Linked DNA regions of Homo sapiens: region 2 is linked to region 1. The links are chromatin contacts, found by Hi-C or POLR2A ChIA-PET in ENCODE. All regions are on one chromosome and are shown on one strand. The core of a region is the stretch at or near the end of the contact, and the rest is flanking DNA. Distances in the headings are between cores, read along the strand shown. Region 1 overlaps AMBRA1 (autophagy and beclin 1 regulator 1). Region 2 overlaps ATG13 (autophagy related 13).

The links. Hi-C counts contacts between places; a loop is a spot of excess contacts on that map. ChIA-PET counts read pairs that join two places held with the same protein, here RNA polymerase II (POLR2A). Pooled maps may share reads with other maps.
Region 2: a pooled map shows a loop between it and region 1 (2.4-fold over the local background). The contact joins two enhancer-like sites. A Hi-C loop is called at or near these places in 2 of 50 pooled maps. POLR2A ChIA-PET finds 5 or more read pairs at or near these places in 9 of 52 experiments (GM12878, PC-9, Panc1 and 5 more).

What each region holds. Positions count from the first base shown.
Region 1 is chr11:46,550,879-46,558,643 of GRCh38, reverse strand. All of the region lies in intron 1 of AMBRA1 (autophagy and beclin 1 regulator 1), which reads left to right. Among named protein-coding and RNA genes, the nearest start is that of AMBRA1, 39 kb to the left of the region's middle. Within about 2 kb of position 4,328, at least 12 of the 41 ENCODE cell types and tissues checked have a DNase peak (open chromatin) inside an H3K27ac peak, as active enhancers do.
Region 2 is chr11:46,644,813-46,652,577 of GRCh38, reverse strand. ATG13 (autophagy related 13) reads right to left here. Exons shown (of 19, transcript NM_001346311.2): 4 at 7,159-7,239; 5 at 6,589-6,708; 6 at 3,395-3,441; 7 at 2,261-2,401. Among named protein-coding and RNA genes, the nearest start is that of ATG13, 31 kb to the right of the region's middle. Within about 2 kb of position 3,262, at least 14 of the 41 ENCODE cell types and tissues checked have a DNase peak (open chromatin) inside an H3K27ac peak, as active enhancers do.

The sequences.
Region 1 (7,765 bases), core at 3,079-5,578:
AGTGGGTTTTCTGTAGAAAATTCTTGATATTTGTCAGCTAGATATTAGTAGATACTAGGTAGGTAGTGGTTTTTTTTTTTTTTTTTTTTTTTTTTGAGAGGGAGTCTGGCTGTGTCGCCCAGGCTGGATTGCAGTAGTGGGATCTCAGCTCATTGCAACCTCCACCTCCCGGGTTCAAGCGATTCTCCTACCTCAGCCTCCTGAGTAGCTGGGATTACAGGCATGTGCCACCATGCCCAGCTAATTTTGGTATTTTTAGTAGAGCTGGGGTTTCACTGTTTTGATCAGGCTGGTCTCGCACTCCTGACCTCGTGATCTGCCTGCCTCGGCCTCCCAAAGTGCTGGGATTACAGGTGTGAGCGACTGCGCCCGGTGATATTAGGTTAGTAGTGTTTTAGTTATCTATTGATGTACAAAAACCACCACAAAATTGGTGGCTTAAAACAATAAAGATTTATTTTGTCTCATAATTACTCAGGTTAGGAATTTGGGCAGGACTTGTCTGGATGGTCCTTCTCCCCTGTGTAACATCAGTTGTGCTTTGTGCGTCTGCTTTCAGCTGGTGGTTGGGCTAGGTTAGAAGGTCTAAGAAGGTTTCACTCATTTGCTTGGTATCTTGATAGTCTTCCACGTGGCTTCTCTCTCTCCACATGGTATCTTATCATGCAGGTCCTCTCTGAGTCTTGCTCAGTCGCCCAGGCTGGAGTGTAGTGGCACAAGCTGGGCTTACTGCAACCCCCACCTCCTGGGTTCAAGTGATTCTCTTGCCTCGGCCTCTCCAGTAGCTGTTAGTACAGGCATGCATCACCATGCCGGGCTATGTTTGTTTGTTTTTTGAGTCAGGGCCTTGCTCTGTCACCCAGGCTGGAGTGTGGTGGCATGATCAGGGCTCACTGCAGCCTCGACCTCCTGGGCTCAGGCTATCCTCCCACCTCAGCCTTCCGAGTAGCTGGAACCACAGGCACATGCCACCATGCCTAGCTAATTTTAAACAATTTTTGTAGAGACAGGGGTCTCACTATGTTGACCAGGCTGATCTTGAATTCCTGGACTCAAACAATCCTCCCACCTCAACCTCCCAGGGCAGGGATTACAGGTGTGAGCCACTGTGCCTGGCTGGTTTTATTTTTTGTTTTTAAAAAGGTGACAGTGGTAAGATCTTTTATATGAAATGGTTTGGAGACCTCTACAGTGGACGGTCTCATTTTGCCTAGAAGAATTTGTTTTAAATTTAATTTGTCTGACTGTTTACAGGGCTTTGTGGCCTAAACTTTTTATTTTTAGAAATTAAATATTGTGTGTTCTTATTACCATTTTCTTTCTTTCTTTTTTTTTTTTTTTTTGAGATGGAGTCTCACTCTCTCCCCCAGGCTGGAGTGCAGTGGCGTGATCTCGGCTCACTGCAACCTCTGTGTCCCAGGTTTAAGTGATTCTCCTGCCTCAGCCTCCTGAGTAGCTGGGACTACAGGCACATGTCACCATGCCTGGCTAATTTTTTTTTTTTTTTGAGATGGAGTTTCGCTCTTGTTGCCCAGGCTGGAGTACAATGGCACGATCTCTGCTCACCACAACTTCCACCTCCCGGGTTCAAGGGATTCTCCTGCCTCAGCCTCCTAAGTAGCTGGGATTGCAGGCATGCACCACCATGCCTGGCTAATTTTGTATTTTTAATAGAGACAGGGTTTCTCCATGTTGGTCAGGCTGGTCTTGAACTCCTGACCTCAGGTGATCCACCCGCCTCAGCCTCCCAAGGTGCTGGGATTACAGGCATGAGCCACCGCAACCAGCCCTTATTACCATTTTCATACTAATTCTTCATTACAGAATGAAGCTATTATTCTACTATAAGCATTTTTCATATGGTAAATATTTTGATCCTTGTGGTAGCCCTGTGATATACATACTATCAATAGTCACATTTTATGGATGAGGAAACTAAGGTACAGTCAGGTTAAGTAACTATTCCTAGAAATCAAGATACCATCATATACCAGGAAAAGGATGGAGCTGGAATTCAATCAACCATTCTGACTGCGGGGCCCATATATATGACTATACATATTGACTGTAATTTGGATGTTATGGATAATAACAATAAAATAAATATCACTCATGACTTCTCCATCTAGAGTTAACCAGTTAGCACTTTGCCATATCCTTGGATATCTTTTGCACACAATAGATACACAATTCAGGGAATAGTTGGAGTTTTTCTGCTTCTAGGTGTGTTTGCCTTCGGGAATGTGTTGTTTACTGTTCTAAATTTATGATGTTTTTCCCCACATTCTCTGTACCCCTGTAAATTCAGTCTAGTGTAAGAGTCACACAAGAGCTGTATGGAGTCAGGTGTGGGTGCTGGCTTGTGGTGCTTACAGTTTGAACTTTGGTTCTATATGATGTTACTTGAAGTATCCTGAAATGGCCGTAGGAAAGTCCTATTAATAAAAACAAAGCTGCCAGTCGTAGAAAACCCTGTGTATTTCCATCCATATGGAGTTTCCAAAGAGTACTGGGGCAGTTTTAGGCTTCTAATTAAAAGCCTGAAATTTTGTAGTTAATTTTCCATTTGGGTGAACTTTACTTATGCAAGTGGTCTTAGAATTAGTATTTAAAGGATTTTTTAAAAAATAATTATATCCTTGGGTTAAATCAAGTTATGGAATATATGTCAGTATTACATGGTTGGTTTGACTCTTAGACTTTGCCCACATGGGCATAGTGAAGTGGAAGAGAGATGCAGTTACTCAAATAAATAAGGAGATTGGACTCCATTTTAACAGCTTCTTGCAGGTCTATAGGTTTCTGAATCACACTCCTAAATGCAATAGGAAGGGGAAGATTTGGGGTATGAATTATTAGTCAGGTTTTAGATACAGCTATAAATTGTTGGTTCTGGTTTTTAATTCACTTTACTAAACTATGTAGAGGGAGCCCAAATCACAATGAATTATTTTTGCCACATAAACATACTTTATTTTCTCCCTGAGCACTTTTTACTTTGTTTTCTGGTAACAGCCTTTGACATAATTCTTAGAAATCTGCTACTCTTGGGAATTGTGGTGTCTCTGGGGTTTCAGTTGGCCCTATTGTTTGGTGAGGGAAACCATAGTGAACCTCAGAGAGGATTCAATAGTAATAAAAACAACAGAAACAAGATTCATATTTCCACAGCTGTTTTCTTATTTGGAGTCTCATAACAACCCTATGAAGCAGACATTGTGATCATGTTTTACAGAGGAGGAAACGAAGCCTCAAAGAGGTTAAGTATCCCCAAAGTCGTATAGCTAGAAGGTGGAGTAAAATTCCTGGCATAAGATAATCAGATTGCACAAGGAACCTCTAAATCTAACTTCTAATTCCCACTGGGTTGTGGCATACTCTCTAGATGGTTTTTATGAGTAGTTGTTAAATATAATTGTCTCTTAGAATTAAATAGAGAAAATCTGGAAAGGTGATTGCCTTCTCACCTTTGGAGAGTACTCAGTCATGTTATTGGGAGTGGGAGTATGTGTGTGTGGAAATGGGATGGAATCTTGGCATTTGTCTTTTTGTTTGTTTGTTTGTTTTTTTAAGACAGGGTCTCACTCTATTACCTGGGCTGAAGAGTGCAGCGGTGCAATCATGGCTCACTGTAGTCTTGACCTCCTGGACTCAAGCAACCTTCCCACCTTGGCCTCCCACCATGCCTGACCGGCATTTGTCTTATGTACATATCCTAGCCATGTCTTTTGCTTCTACTTGGATAAGCTTTTGGTGATTGAGAATTGATTTTGGGGACTGTGTGACGGTATCACAAAGACTATTGTTGGTAACCTTTGTCTCAGTCTGCTTTACTTTAAGGGACAGATTGGGAAACTTGTTTCTTCTTCCTTTTTAAAAGAGGAATGAAAAACACAATTGACTGGCATTTTCTCCTCATCAGCAGCCCTGTGTGACTTCAGTTTGACTTAGCTCCCTTTGTTCTTTACAGGGAACAGAGTAAAATCTCTTCTCAGGTGGCTGGTAAGAGCATATCAGGAGAGAAGTCCCTTATCCTTTTAAAGCAACAGCAAATATTTTTCTTCAGATGAAAGAGAGATTGTGTAATTGTTTTACTCCCTCTGACTTCTTCCCATCAGTAAAGCTTTCTCTTGTTTGAGCTGTTAGTGTGTTTAGGTCCCTGGAAATTGATAGAAATGTTGTTTGGTAATCCTGATCCTTTGATTTTTTTCTTGGTATTGATATTTGTAGCTACTCTTTCCCCTTTCTGAATCCTGTAGGAATCTGAGGTTGCATCACAGTTTTCTGAGTCATACAGTACTTGTGACCTGTATTTTATTGTTCCTCTTGAGTAACAGGAGGTCGGAAGGTCGGTTTTTTTTATTTTTTATTTTTAGGAATTGGACTGCTGCTGTTTCCACCACACCTTGTAAGATTATAAATGGTTTAAGTGTATTTCTTTGAAAGTGCCTTTATATTGCACTGTTAAGACAAAGGACTCTCAAGATGTTTCTTCTGAACTTTTTTATATTGGGTAAAAGAATTGCAGTAGAGGGTTAAGGTAAACTAATAGGAACTGTATTTTTGGCACTTTCCTGGTTAGTAATTAATCACTTATGTGGCAGTTTGACCGAAGGGCTACCCTGGGTTCAGGTCTAGATTTCTGATCCTAATCTATGAGTTGTCAGGGTTACTAAGGAGATGATTTCCTTCCAGTTAGTTCATCCTTAGCCTATTCAGGAAGTTGGCCTGAAAATGTTGATATTTTCAGTACATATTTATGCACTAATAAGTGATGAGAGCTGTATCATGAGGATACAGGCTAGAATTTGTTTCTTTGTCACTCCTTAGGTAACTCTGTGCTGTGTAGGACTAGGAACTTGGTGAGTTTTTTTGTTTTTGTTTTTGTGTTTTTTTTTTGAGATGGAGTCTCACTCTGTCACCCAGGCTGAAGTACAATGGCACGGTCTCAGCTCACTGAAAGTTCCACCTTCCAGGTCCAAGCGATTCTCCCAACTTAGCTTCCCAAGTAGCTGGGACTACAGGCATGAGCTACCACGCCTGGCTAATTTTTGTATTTTTAGTAGAGACAGGGTTTCACTATGTTGGCCAGGCTGGTCTCGAACTTCTGACCTTGTGATCTGCCCGCCTTGGCCTCCCAAAGTGCTGGGATTACAGGTGTGAGCCACTGCACCTGGCCAAACTTGGTGTTTTCTTGCTGTGAAATCTTTCTGACTTTTACATCTTAGTACTCCAGTGAGAGAACTCCTTCAACACAGGCTGTTAATGTTTTTTTCTGTCTGTATTTGGATACATCTGGTTGTGTACTCTTTAGATTGCAGCCTTTTGTGAAATGTAAAGAGCCAATTATTGTTTGGCTTTTTACAATAAATAGTTATTACTTTTTAAAAAAGTGAATGGTGGCCGGGCGTGGTGGCTCACGCTTGTAATCCCAGCACTTTGGGAGGCTGAGGCGGGTGGATCACCTGAGGTCAGGAGTTCGAGACCAGCCTGACCAATATGGTGAAACCCTATCTCTACTAAAAATACAAAAATTAGCCGGGTGTGGTGGCAGGCGCCTGTAGTCCCAGCTACTCGGGAGGCTGAAACAGAATTACCTGAACCCAGGAGGCAGAGGTTGCAGTGAGCCGAGATCGCCCCACTGCACTGCAGCCTGGGTGACGGAGCGAGACTCTGTCTCAAAAAAGAAAAAAAGTGAGTGATGAGGTTTGGGCTTCTGGTAATAATAATTTTTAAAATTAAAAAGTGAAAAAAAAATAGAAACTTGCCTATTAAAATTATTAAATCACCAATAATGCCACTACTGAGAGACAACCATGGTTAGTATTTATTGTATTTCTTTTGTATCCTTTTTCTCCTAATATTTTTTAAACAAAGTTGGGATTAATACTGCATATAGAATTTTGTGTTCTTTTTTCACTTAACATGTACTTACCGCATAATTTAATTTTTTTTTTTTTTTTTTGAGACAGAATCTCGCTCTGTTGCCCAGGCTGGAGTGCAATGGCACGGCTCACTGCAACCTCCGCCTCCCGGGTTCAAGTGATTCTCCCGCCTCAGCCCCCTGAGTAGCTGGGATTACAGGCGCGTACCATCACGCCTAGCTAACTTTTGTATTTTTAGTAGAGACGGGGTTTCACCATGTTGGCCAGGATGGTCTCGATCTCTTGAACTTGTTACCACCCACCTCAGCCTCCCAAAGTGCTGGGATTACAGGTGTGAGCTACCGTGCCTGGCCTTTTTTTTTTTTTTTTTTTTTTTTTTTTTTTTTTTTTGAGATGGAGTCTCACTCTGTCACTCAAGCTGGAGTGCAGTGGTGCCATCTTGGCTCACTACAGCCTCAGCCTCCTGGGTTCAAGCAATTCTCGTGCCTCAGCCTCCCAAGTAGCTGGGATTACAGGTGTGCACCACCACGCCCGGCTAATTTTTGTATTTTCAGTAGAGATGGGGTTTCGCCATGTTGGCCAGGCTAATACCGAATTCCTGACCTCAAGTGATCTGCCTGCCTCGGCCTTCCAAAGTGCTGGGATTATAGGCGTGAGCCACCATGCCTGGCCTCATTTAATATTTAATTTAATTTATTTTTTTGATTAATTAATTGGTTAATTTTTTTTTGGAGATGGAGTTTCACTCTGTCACCCAGGCCGGAGTGCAGTGGTGCGATCTTGGCTCACTACAACCTCCGCCTCCTGGGTTCAAGCGATTCTCCAGCCTCAGCCTCCCAAGTAGCTGGGATTACTGGTGCCTGCCACCACGCCTGGCTAATTTTTGTATTTTTAGTAGAGATGGGGTTTCACCATGTTGACCAGGCTGGTCTCGAACTCCTGACCTCAGGTGATCCGTCTGCCTTGGCCTCCCAAAGTGCTGAGATTACAGGCATGAGCCACTGCACCTGGCCTAATTTTTGTCTTTTTAGTAGAGTAAATTTTGTATTTTTAGTAGAGTAGGTTTTGCCATGTTGGCCAGGCTGGTCTCAAACTCCTGACCTCAGGTGATCCGCCCACCTTGGCCTCCCAAAGTTCTGGGATTACAGGCGTGAGCCATCGCGCCTGGTGTCGTTTAATATTTTAAAGAAAATTTTTGATAAAGATAACAGATTTACCTTTTTCAAAAACTAAAATTTCAGCACCTAGTGCAGTGGTTTGCACCAGCCTGGGCAACATAGCGAGACCCCATCTTTAAAATAATTTTAAAAGTTAGCTACTCTGGAGGCTGAGGCAGGAGGATTGCTTGAGCCCAGCACTTTGAGGCTGCAGTGAGCCATGATTGCACCATCGCACTCCAGCCTGGGTGATAGAGTGATACCCTGTTTCTTTAAAAAATAAAAATAAAGTCCCCACAAACTAACTAAAATTCCATTTCAAAAACACTGACAGGTATTAATCCATTTTTGTTTCCATTTATCTAGTCCCTCCAGTCCCCAGCGTGTTACCATTAGTTTTTCTTCTTATTCAAAGGTAGCTTTACTCGATATATTGTTTTGTACCTTGCTTTTTTTCTCTCGACAATATATTTTGGACATCTATTCTTTTTTTTTTTTTTTTTTTGAGGCGGAGTCTCACTCCGTCGCCCAGGCTGGAGTGCAGTGGCGCGATCTTGGCTCACTGCAAGCTCTGCCTCTCGGGTTCATGCCATTCTCCTGCCTCAGCCTCCTGAGTAGCTGGGACTACAGTCTCCTGCCACCACGTCTGGCTATTTTTTTTTTTTTTTTTTGTATTTTTAGTAGAGACGCGGTTTCACTGTGTTAGCCAGGATGGTCTCGATC
Region 2 (7,765 bases), core at 2,013-4,512, 95 kb before region 1:
CACCTGGCTAATTTTTTACATTTTTAGTAGAGACAAGGTATCACTATGTTGCCCAGGCTGGTCTCGAACTCCTGACCTCAGGTGATCCTCCTGCCTCGGCCTCCCAAAGTGCTGGGATTATAGGCGTGAGTCACTACACCTGGTCAAGACTATTCTTTAATGGTATCACGCTGTTAACCTTCTAACAACAGTATAAAAAGCAGGTGGAAAAGCCAAGTCTACCTCTGAGATCACCCACATCTCTAGATCTAAGCTACAGTTATTTGTATCCAAAAGCACTCCTAAATGATCAACATCCTGTGAGCAGCACTAGTTTGTTTGGGTTTTTTTGAGATACAGTATAGCCCTGTCACCCAGGCTGGAGTGCAGTGGTGTGATCTTGGTTCCCTGCAACCTCCGCCTCCTGGGTTCAAGTGATTCTCATGCCTCAGCCTCCCGAGTAGCTGGGATTACAGGAGCGTGCCACCCTGCCCAGCTAATTTTTTGTATTTTTAGTAGAGACAGTGTTTCGCTATGTTGTCAGGCTTGTCTCGAACTCCTAACCTCAAGTGACCACCCACCTCAGCCTCTCAAAGTGCTGGGATTACAGCCGTGCGTCCGGCCCCTGTGAGCAGTAATGATTACTCCAGAGATACCTAATAAAGGAACACTTTAAACACTGGTATGAAAAGGACTAGCAGTCCTAGGTAACTAAGCCGATGATTTTAGTAGGGTATCTTTCTAATATATCTCAATAGAAGTCTAGCAATTTTCAAATAAAACAACTTGAAACCAGAAGACTACGGAGAAGACGGCAAAAATTTATTAAAGACCTAGAAAAATAGACATGGTTAGGCTTGCTAGGATATTGCTAAGAAAGTTAAAGGAAATGACAACTATTCTCAGGTACCGGATTATTTCAACAGAACTAGATAAGTCTCTCCTCCTTTGGTCCCTCTATCTTGCTATACTATTCGTCTAAAAATCAGCTCTATACATGTAAGGCAAAGGCTTAAACCAATGGCTTATCACTAAATACAAAAGAAAGGCATCTTTGGTAGATTTGGGACCCCAGCATTCCAAGCTCTTCTCTCACACTTTGCTACATACCCTCTACTCCACCACTCTGGTTCATCTGACAATCTGAGCAGAGCTCTGACCCTGCCCTCCACTTCTGTGCCTTGCTAGCTGCTGAACTCTCCATCTGGAATAATTATTCTCCCTCACTTTTACCAGCTCAAATTCTCTTTCCCTAATAGGCTAGCTTGAATGCTACTTCCTTCATAAGAACTGCACTGTTTACCAACCAGAACAAATTTTATCTTTCTATATTCTCTCAGTACCTTTTTTTCCTGATTCTGGTTTGCAGTTTTCAAATCCTGCTTTTTAAAAGTAATTATACATGTATCAAATTGTTTTCCTCACTACATTAAACCACCTCTAATGCTGGGCCTCTGTATAGTTCTTAAGTTCTCCTGGCACAATGCTTGCACTAAAAAGGTGCTCAATAAATGTGCTGAGGTGAAATGCTCCAAGGAAAATACTCTGTTGACCCATTCTTTATATCCACAGACAACTAATTAAAAACTTAAACTGAGTTAACAGTTTGTTAGACAAAGTTTTAATTTAACCCTGGAATACAGAAAACTGTGGAATCTTCCCAGTATAGACTGTTTTTCAAAGTCTTGACTTCCAGGCCGGGTGCCGTGGCTCACACCTATAATCCCAGCACTTTGGGAGGCTGAGGCAGGCAGATCACAAGGTCAGGAGCTCGAGACCAGCCTGGCCAATATGGTGAAACCCTGTCTCTACTAAAAATACAAAAATTAGCTGAGCATGGTGGCGGGTGCCTGTAGTCCCATCTACTCGGGAGGCTAAGGCAGGAGAATCACTTGAACCCGGGAGGCAGAGGCTGCAATGGGCCAAGATCGCGCCATTGCACTCTAACCTGGGCGATGGAGCGAGACTCCGTCTCTAAATAAATAAATAAATAAAACTCTTGACTTCCTTCCCTAGCTCTAAGATGTTTATCACTAGGACCTCAACATCCATTCCACAGGAATCACGATTGTGCATATAGAAAAGGATAATAAACCTGGTGGCTTTGGAAGGGTGAGGTTCATAAGGCAGGCTGGATAGTGATCACATGAAAGCGACAGCATCAATAATCCAACAAACCAACCAACTGTCCAAAACATCATCACAGAACATCTAAATGCCAGACAATGTACAAAGTGAGGGGGTTGATGAGTGAATCAAGATGACCATCTATGCTGTTTACCTGTATAATATGACATATTCATGCCCTTGTTTCCTGGAGAGCCTATAGGCTGGTGTCACCCTAGTTATAGCAAGAAGGGACTTCAGCAGCAATGACAGTCTGTTGTACACCGTGTAGGAAACTTTGATTTCTTTATCACACCTGCCAGGCACAAAGATATGGTCAGCATTCTTCTATTTAGCGCTGGAGCTACACAAGACCAAATTTATTATTAAGACATGTTCTGACTAACCAGAGAACTCTAATTACACCTTTATCAACAGATTACTGAGGTAAGCCAATGTTTTACTTTCTCATGTACTAGACACAGGCAAATGAGCACCAAAAGGCACCCAATATATTTTTTCTAGCTTCAAAGTGGTTATTTTTTTTTTAGAAATAAAGCAGCACATCTGAAAACATATAAATAAATAAATACTGCAATTATATACACTGAAGGTGCAAACATGTACTATCCTATGAGCTGTCTATCTCGATAATCTAACAGAAGTCTGCAGAAAAGTCAGCTTGGCTCTAAAATTTTGGGTCATAACCTGGCAATTGCATTTATTCAATAAAGAAAATTAATGTCCACCACATATACTTATCACTAAGATTTTTCTTTTGATGTGTTGATGTTTCCTCAATTTTCCTATATACTCTTGTTGAAAACTGAAGCTTCAGGCAAGAGATAAGCTAATCTGCCTTGAAAGAAGAAAATGGGGAAAGGAAATAACATGCATTTCCAATCCATGACCCATACAGTCTGTAAAAAGGAGCAGGGAGGGGAAATCTTATTGGATGGCTGCCACACAGAAAACAGACAAAACAGAGTAGTCATATTACAAGAGCTCGCAAGGGATTTAATCAGAGAACTAGCTGTACTCTGGGAAAACAACAAAGCCTTTTCAGCTTTTTCTGCTGCTCCTTTCCCTGTAGTATCTGAGTCTCTCTGGACTGATGTTCCCTCTGAAGGTCATCTCTGTGTCCAGGCTGGAAGCCAAGGATGAAGCAAATTGTAGCAAAGACCTATTGGCTTTGTTAAGTGGTCAGAATGCCCTCCCTGACTCTGAAAACAAAGCCCTGCTTTTCACATGATGTCATCTACTTTATCCTCAGCAACCACAACCAAGGACCCTAAGACGCAGCACTTACTTTTCATTCATTTCAAGACACCATATTTCCAGCTCCATGGAATCTCCCTGTAGAAAGGACAAATTTAAAATATTTGTTTAAAAAATTTTTAATTTCAAAGCATTACAGTCACTATAAAAATATTAAAAGGTATAGATAAGCAAAAAAAAAAGAATAGATATCAACTTATAATCGAACAAGCCTCTTCTCTAAATAAAAGGGCAATCACAGTCTATATGCTATTTTGATGACTTGTTTTTTCTTAATAAATACGTCATGGAATTTTCCTTATAATTAAAAATTCTAAATCATTTAAAATGGTTCCACAGTATCCCACCATATGACTATCATTTTATCCAACCAGTCCTCCAATTCTTGGACATAAAGGTTGTTTCTCTCTCTCTCTTTTTTTTTTTTTTTTTTTTTTAAAGACAGAGTCTCACTCTGTCGCCCAGGCTGGAGTGCAGTGGTGCAATCTGGGCTCACTGCAAGCTCCGCCTCCCGGGTTCACGCCATTCTCCTGTCTCAGCCTCCTAAATAGCTGGGACTACAGGCGCCTGCCATCACAGCCAGCTAATTTTTTGTATTTTTAGTAGAGACGGGGTTTCACATGTTAGCCAGGATGATCTGGATCTCCTGACCTGGTGATCTGCCTGCCTTGGCCTCCCAAAGTGCTGGGATTACAGGCGTAAGCCACTGCGCCCGGCCAAGGTTGTTTCTTTATTCTTTTTTGGGGGTATCTTCATCTTAGTGTGAACATAAAGGTTGTTTCTAATTTTCATTACTGCAAAAATTGTGATAAACAACCTTGAGACTAAAACTTCTCCCACAAACTCAATTAATTTCTTTGGGAAAATTTTCAGAATTACAATTGCTGGGCCAGGCATGGTGGCTCACGCCTGTAATCCCAGCACTTTGGGAGTTGTACTAAAAATACAAAAATTAGCTGGGCGTGGTAGCGGGTGCCTGTAGTCCCAGCTACTCAGGAAGCTGAGACAAGAGAATCGCTTGAACCCAGGAGGGGAAGGTTGCAGTGAGCCAAGATCGTGCCACTGCACTCCAGCCTGGGCAACAGAGCAGGAAAAAAAAGTGCTGGGGGGGGTGGGGTTAAGTAATTTGGCTAAAGTCACTCAGCTGGGATTGAACTTGGCTCTGTGTAGCTCCAAATTCTATTTACCTTTCATTATACCATACAGCCTTATAATCTATCAGTGAAAATACATTGAAACAGTATCTGCATCAATCCTAATGTGAAATAAGGCAAGCAAAAACATTTTTTAAAACTCACAATACAGGCTGGGCAAAGTGGCTCACTCCTATAATCCCGGCACTTTTGGAGTGTGAGGCAGGAGGATCAGTTGAGGCCAGGAGTTTGAAGCTGCAGTGAGCTATAAGCAGAACTGCACTCCAGCCTGGGCAGTACAGGGAGACCCTGTCTCTACAAAATTTTTTTTTTTTTTTAAACATTAGCCATGTGTGGTGGTGCAGCATATACTCCCAGCTACTTGGAAAGGCTGAGGTGGGAGGATCCCCTGAACCTAGGAATTTGAGGCTGCAGTGAGCCATGACTGCGCCACTGCACTCCAGCCTGGGTGACAGAGTGAGACCCAGTCTCAGAACAATAGCAGGCTGGGCATGGTGGCTCAGGTCTGTAATCTTAGCACTTTGGGAGGCCCACGCAGGTGGATCACCTGAAGTCAGGAGTTCGAGACCAGCCTGGCCAACATGGTGAAACCTCGTCTCTACAAAAAATACAAAAAATAGCCAGGCATGGTGGCACGCACCTGTAATCCCAGCTACTCGGGAGGCTGAGGCACGAGAATCGCTTGAACCTGGGAGGCGGAGGTTGCAGTGAGCTGAGATCATGCCACTGCGCTCCAACCTACGCGACTCTGTCTCAAAAAAAAAAAACAAAAAAAAAAAACAAAAAAAACAAAAACCCAAAAAGCAACCACCACCACCACCCAGCAAGTCACACTCTAGAAACAAATATAAACAAAGCAGCATATGAAGTCTAAGTTAAGACTGCAGTTATATCTCCCATTAAAAGGGGGAAAGTTTCTAGAGCACGCGAGTCTTGAAGGATGAGCAGAAGTATGTCATGTGAACAAGAGGGTAAAGACCCTATACCAAGTGGTTGGAATAATAAGTTCAAAAACCACGACCCCTGTAATCCCAGCACTCTGAGAGACTGAGGCAGGCAGATCGCTTGAGCTCAGGAGTTTGAGACCAGCCTGGGCAACATGGTGAAACCCCATCTCTACAAAAAATACAAAAACTAGCTGGGCATGGTGGTGCATGCCTATAGTCTCAGCTACTCAGGAGGCTGAGGTGGGAGGACTGTTTGAGCCTAGGAGGTCGAGGCTGCAATGAGCCATGATTGTGCCACTGCACTCCAGCCTGGGTAACTGAGCAAGACCCTGTCTCAAAAAACAAAACAGGCCAGGCGCAGTAGCTCACGCCTGTAATCCCAGCACTTTAGGAGGCCGAAAGTGGGCGGATTACCTGAGGTCAGGAGTTCAACACCAGTCTGGCCAAAATAGCAAAACCCTGTCTCTACTAAAAATAAAGAAACTAGCTGGGCATGGTGGTAGGCTCCTGTAATCCAAGCCACTTGGGAGGCTAAAGCAGCAGAATCGCTTGAATCCAGGAAGCGGAGGCTGGAGTGAGTCAAGATCGTGCCACTGTACTCCAGCCTGGGCAACAAGAGTGAAACTCTGTCTCAAAAACAAAAACAAAAACAAAAAACAAAAAACAGGGTGGGTGCAGTGGCTCACCCTTGTAATCCCAGCACTTTGGGAGGCCAATGCGGGCGGATCACAAGGTCAGGAATTCGAGATCAGCCTGACTTAACATGGCGAAACCTTGTCTCTACTAAAAATACAAAAATTAGCCAGGCATGGTGGCATGTACCTGTAATCCCAGCTACTCAGGAGGCTGAGGCAGGAGAATCACTTGAACCTGGGAGGCAGAGGTTGCAGTGAGCCGAGATCGCTCCACTGCACTCCAGCCTGGGCGACAGATCGAGACTCAGTCTCAAAAAAACAAAACAAAACAAACAAACAAAAAAGAACAAAAAAAACTATGACCCCCTCAGAGAATGATAAGAATATCAGAGAGGAAAGGGGCAGGAATAAGACTGAGAAATGAACTGGACTCAGAGTGTGAGGAGCCTTCAGTGCTAAATGAAGACACCAACCTGGCCATAGCCTTACCTCAGAAGTCTTAAGTGAAATCTCCACACACATGGACCTCCCGACTGCAGGCAGCTGTCCTGCCAGTGCCTTCTTTGCTTCATGTGTAACCTCTGGGATGTCTTTGATTGCTAAGTTGAACTGGAAAACAAAAGGGACTTTTGCATGAAACACTCACAGGAACATTATGGAAAAAGAAATTAGTGTATGCTGGGTAATGCAAGTATTGCTGTGGCTGATTAAGGAAGACAATTCATTCACTTCTCCCTTCCCCATAAGGGATAATCCTGCATCAAAGCCCCAAATCTCAAGTTGAAAAAGGTAATTATCATTACAAAAATTAGCTAAGACACAATTTTTATCTTACAAGGACTAAGCTTTTCATCTATCACAGCAGAAAGTTAAGAACCAAATAAATTCAGGATTAACATACAATAAGAACAACCTTTTCAAGTAAATGGATCAAATGGAATTAGATATTTTACTTTTATAATACTATAAATGGTATTACTTATTATTGCACTTGAGAACTTTACACATTCCTTGTGACAAACACTACAGTATACACCTTAGTAAATAATAGAATTTTACCCAATCTGAACCCGTTGGAGAAGATGATGAACGAGTGCAAATCTTTTCACCAAGCCGAGCCTGGACAATCACTTGGACAGTCTAAAGAAAAAAAAAACACAAAAGAAATCCTAAAATGATGAAAAGTCTTAGACTAATCTGGCTCCCGATCAGGGTTAAAATCCTCCCAATACAGAGTTTAAAAGATGCCAATTAATCATAAGTATACTTTGGGAAACAGTATAATTTTAATTTTTGAGAACAGAAAAAACACCACATACAAAAAATAACTTTATAAACATTCCTGAGGGTACAGTGTCAACCAATGAAAGGAATTACAGGTTGAGGCTTGGAAACTGTAATATTCTCATATGGCAGAAGGAAAGCTGAGCATGGTGGCTATGATGTTCATAAAGAAACGTGTCCAACTGTGGTTTTAAATATTCCCTGCCACAAACTTATAACACCATGGTAGATTTAAAACAAAAATTCCACAATTATTCATATCATTTGGCCCATATGGCAAAAGTCTTCCACATAATTTTACAACTAAAATCAACTACATGGATTGTTCTAGCATGGCAATGGTTGAGAGGAGTGACATAGGTAGAAATGATTTTTAGATTTA